2 separate regions of the Homo sapiens genome follow, and region 2 is linked to region 1. A link is an interaction called in ENCODE POLR2A ChIA-PET data of the cell type or tissue named here. Cell type or tissue: PC-3. All regions are shown on one strand.

Region 1 (2,500 bases):
CAAAGCAAACAGCATAGCATCTTCTGATTATGACACTACTGTCTGCTTCTCATAGGACCCTTGTGATTACATTGTGCCCACAGGAATAATCCAGGATAATCCCATCTCAAGATCCTTAATCACATTGGCAAAATCCTTTTTGCCATGTAAAATAACATAGTCACAGATGCCAGGGATTAGGCAGTGGACATCTTCGGGCAAGGGCTGTGGGGGGGCATTATTCAGCCTACCACACCCCGTGTCCAGGCTGGCTGTGAGCTCCTGCAAATATTTACCATTCTGCCCGACATATGCCGGTACCCAGAAAATGCAGCTCTTGCTCCCACCTCCTGTCTTGCTGACCTCTGCAGCCTTGCTAACCTCACATGTGAACCCACCTGCCCTCTCCTCTCTAGCTCAGTACTCGACCATAGGCTGCTTTGTCAAAGCTCCTGAACAGCCAATTTTCTTTCCACTCTGCCCATGTGCTTGCCTATCCCAAACGAGACGGTCAGCTTCTACAGGGCGCAAGGTATTATATCATGTCTCTATCTCCTTCATTGCACTAGCACATGGCCTGCTAGAGACAAATATTAGATATTTGTTAAATTAAATGAAGGTAGCTGGAAGGGTGCTGAAATCACTGAGGCACCTGGAACAGGGAGACAGGCCAGGACCCAGCCCATTCCCATTGCTCCCAGCAGGAGAAAAGGAGACCTGAAGCCTCATGTCCTGCTCTCAACCAGCCTTTTCTGATTATCCCCACCTGAGGCCAGAGGGGACCTGGAGGGGGCAGCTGCCTCTGGCCACTTCCACTCGCTTCCTACCCCAAATCAAGAACGTGGGACCCAGGGTTGGCTGAGAGAGAGGACACACAGTATTCTGGCTTTCCTCTCCATTGCTACTTAGCCTGAGAAAGCAAAGCATTCGCACGCAAAGAGCTCCTTGGGCCCCACTGCCTGGGCCTGATCAGAAGGTAACTGACTTCTGTTCCATAAACTGTATTTGCTTTATCTGGCCTTGCCCGAGAGAAGGAAAATGCAATAAAATGATTCCAGGGTATAATATAATATACTGATGCTGTCTCCATCTGGAACATAAGGATAGCACAGCAATTTCTATGCACAAATGAGTTGTTTACTTATCTCCAACCAAGCCTGACTCATAAAAGTAACCTTATAAAATGACGAAGTTTGCTTTTACTGGAATAGCCTGACATTTATGTTTTCTTATCAAATGTGAATGCTGGAGGCGACATTTAGGAGCTGAGTCTGTTAGACCAGTGAGTCCCAAGATGCGTGGAGGGAGACTGGAATTACCTGTGAGCTCGTCCCCACCCACCCACTGCCAGCCTGAGAACAGGAAATTAACGTTGTCACAACCGGCACTAACACAACAGGAAGGACCAGCGCTTAGCAACCAATGACAGACACTGCAGAGAGGGGGAAAAATGGGAAGTGTTTTCTGTAGAGAAGCTTTGGGCAGAATCATGTCTTTGGAGACTCCTCCATGGGGTGGTGCACAGCGAGGTTTCTCCAGGACACCATCCCTGCTCTTTTATTTGCTCCACGTTTTTGTGGTGTTTTGAGAGAGTTTAAAGGGGATGTTAGATTTTTTTTTTTTTTTTTTGAGATGGAGTCTCACTCTGTCGCCCAGGCTGGAGTGCAGTGGCGCGATCTTGGCTCACTGCAAGCTCCACCTCCCGGGTTCAGGCCATTCTCCTGCCTCAGCCTCCCAAGTAGCTGGGACTACAGGCGCCCGCCACCACGCCCAGCTAATTTTTTGTATTTTTAGTAGAGATGGGGTTTCACCATGTTAGCCAGGATGATCTCAATCTCCTGACCTCGTGATCCGCCCACTTCGGCCTCCCAAAGTGCTGGGATTACAGGCATGAGCCACAGCGCCCGGCCAGGATTGTTTGATGTTTTAAATGTGCTCTTAGAATACATAAATACCCATTCTCTGTCCCTCATCAAGTTCCTTGGGTTCATTTCTAACACACCCAATATTTCAATGACTTTACCCAATCTTTCAAATATTGGAAAATATTTAAATATTTTAATATTTCAAATTGACTTTATGCAATTTTGGTGATTTTATGCAATATTTCAAAAAAAGTGGGTAGTGCCTAATGTAAAGATAGTGCAGACACCTACTGGAAGAAAAATCTTTGATCCATTAACATGAAAACAAAGCTTTGTGGTTTAGTATAAACAGCTTTCACTGAAAACAGGACATGACATTGTAGAGGTGCTATTAGAATGAACAGTTTTAACTTCTTGGTGCATATACAAATGTCATTATAAAACAAAGTAGTTATCCATCTAACAGGAAGCAAGGAGGGAATTTTCTTTAAAAATTATTTTAGTCCAAACTGCCTTCTTCGTGTTCCTTCTGGATACTCTTTTTTTTTTTTTTTTTTTTGAGTTTCATTCTTGTTGCCCAGGCTGGAGTGCAATTATGCCATCTCGGCTCACCCGCAAACTCCACCTCCTGGATTCAAGTGATTCTTCTGCCTCAG
Region 2 (2,500 bases), 1.1 Mb before region 1:
ATGGTAAACTTAACTGTGGTCTAAAATGAAGGTGGAGAATGCTGTTGTTAATGGGCGACATCACTAATGCATCATAGCACTCTTATTCCCACAGCCCAGACACACCTTCGGCGTCCTTTTCAACATATCATTTCATCCCCCCAAGGTGTCAACTATAAGTTCCAACACATGATGGCTACTACTGTTCCAAGGGAGAGTGTATGCCTTGGAAAGCCACGTTTCTCCCCAGTCTAAAAGCTTGAGAGAGTAACATTCTTTAAAACATACATGTCTTGAACACAGATTTGGAGGTATCCTTGAGGTAAATTACAGCTTACCAAATGTAAATAACCAAAAACACATCGATCATGAGTGCCAGCATCACTGGGAACTCTTCCGATATTTCTGAGACTCCTAACTTGGTTTAAGGTTAGGGCAGTGCAGACCACGGTAATCAAGAGAGTCTAATTTTAAATTTGTTAACTGTCCATTATGGGATGGGACAGGTCTTCTCAACATGACTCCAGCAAGATCCAGGCTTATTAATGCTCCATGGAGGGTGTCCGCAGCAAGAAGTCTTCCTGATGGGTTCAGATGATTTGGATTACACCCCCTCCTTAAGGAACTCAGAAGGAAAAGCAACATATAAAAGACTGAGAAATCCTCAGAAATCAATTAAACTTAGTTTGGCCTAGTGTCACCCAGACTTACTTGACCATGAAATCCTCCTGTCGCATGACACTCATGAAGAGCCCCTGAAATTAGGATCATTTCAATCCTCAAAGCATACCCATTTTTCAAACGAGAAATACAACTTCTAGAATCACAAAGCCACAAAATTGGCAAGGGAGATCTAAAATCAGATCTTCCGGTTCCAGCTTCAGGGCCCAATTCATAGGACTGCAGCTGAAGAGGACAGTTGGCAGTGAAGATGAGAGCTGATACCTGGGCTACACACCCACTTTACAAACAGAACATCGGGGGCTCGGCAGTATCCCTACTCGGCAAAATGTGCGGCACATGGGCCAGCTACAGCTTTCTGGGGGCTCCCCATCAGGGCTGACAGCTCATCCTGTCTTTTAAAGTCCACCACCATTGCCCTTTTCTTTTGTAGCCACTACAAAACACTACTCTGTTTACTCTCTGCTATACCCGCGAGAGGAATTCTGGCCTTTAGGGCATTTCCTGTTGCCTAGAAACCTTATAGAGCACTGGGTGCAGGAAGCTGACTCTCTGGTAGAGATTCACAGGCAGGAAGTTTATTCAGAGTGCTCTGGGGCAACACCTGTGAGGGAATACAGGCAGTAAAACAGGGCAGAGGGAGAGGCTGAATTCTGATGCAGCTGCAAACAAAAGCCTGACTGATCCAGGAGGATGCTCTGCAACGGGGCTGGGCGTTCAAAGTGGATCCAAGCCGGGTGAAAGGTCCAGGCCTTCATGTCCCAGCATCAACCTGTCTTTGGATATGGGTTGCTACTGCTCCTACCTTGGGCATCCTAGTTCTCCTCAGCCACAGGCAATCCCGAAGAGGGTCTCAGCTGAGCACTGTCAGCTGCCAACATTACCAGCAGCTGAAGAAGGAAGTCCTTCCCTCCTGGAAGCGGGTGGAGGGAGTGTTGTAGATCTGGGCTGCCTGACAACATCTTCTGCATTGCTCAGGGCGTGTTTCCCACTCAACTCTCAGGTCTGGATAGTTGTCTGTTTTCTATAGATGCTGCTAGAATCTAGAGTCTGGGCTGTGGCCTCCATTATATTAACCCTAGCTTTACTATGCTTCATATTAGTTTTATCTTGGTACCTATAAAGCTTTCCAAAAGTTTTATATTTCTCTTGTATCCTAGCAGGGTTTAAGGAAGTGATCAATAATCAATACAGATATAGAGGAAAGAGTAAGAGATTTGGAGCCTGAACTCCTAATTTTACTTCTTCTTCTTCTTTTTTTTTTGAGATAGCGTCTCACTCTGTTGCCCAGGCTGGAGTGCAGTGGTGTGATCGCTCCTCAGTGCAGCCTCGAACTCCTGGCCTCAAGTGATCCTCCCACCTCAGCCTCCTGAGTAGCTGGGACCACAGGAGCACATCACACATGGCAAATTTTTAAAACTTTTGTAGAGACGGGGTCTCCCCAGGTTGCCCAGGCTGGTCTCAGACTCCTGGGCTTAGGAGATCCTCCTGCCTCCTGGGCTCAAGAGATCCTTCCTAAGTGCTGGGGTTACAGGTGTGAGCTACTGCACTCAGCAATCACAGAACTGCCACTTATGGACGTATACAATTACAAACATCACTTAATTTCTGTGAATCTTAGTTTCATGATTTACAATACGGGAATTTTAAAAAGCCCTATTTTACCCAAGCTCCAGTGTTACTGTGAGAATAATAAGATGGTGAATTGAAAATGCTTTGTAAAGTAAAAAAAAACTAGAGCCAGTGTTTCACAATAGTGAGTACAAAATAGATAGCTGCTATGGTTTGAATATGGTCAGCTCCCTCCAAAACTCATGTTGAAGCTTGGTCCCCAACGTAA

What was found. Peaks named below come from ENCODE experiments on the same cell type or tissue, not always from the same donor. Only the 100,000 strongest peaks of a DNase experiment are listed, where the experiment ranks them.
Region 2: POLR2A ChIA-PET joins it to region 1 with 5 read pairs; 1 of 35 experiments calls an interaction of 5 or more read pairs at or near these places.

Annotation. Positions count from the first base shown.
Region 1 is chr3:158,721,990-158,724,489 of GRCh38, reverse strand. All of the region lies in intron 1 of RARRES1 (retinoic acid receptor responder 1), which reads left to right. Among named protein-coding and RNA genes, the nearest start is that of RARRES1, 9.2 kb to the left of the region's middle. In PC-3, no CTCF peak of the experiment used is centred here; a DNase peak (open chromatin) is centred at 1,249; H3K4me3 peaks cover 427 bases; H3K27ac peaks cover 2,500 bases.
Region 2 is chr3:159,813,112-159,815,611 of GRCh38, reverse strand. All of the region lies in intron 4 of IQCJ-SCHIP1 (IQCJ-SCHIP1 readthrough), which reads right to left. All of the region lies in intron 2 of SCHIP1 (schwannomin interacting protein 1), which reads right to left. All of the region lies in intron 1 of LOC101928351 (a long non-coding RNA gene), which reads left to right. Among named protein-coding and RNA genes, the nearest start is that of IQCJ-SCHIP1-AS1, 46 kb to the right of the region's middle. In PC-3, no CTCF peak of the experiment used is centred here; a DNase peak (open chromatin) is centred at 1,211; H3K4me3 peaks cover 1,107 bases; H3K27ac peaks cover 2,462 bases.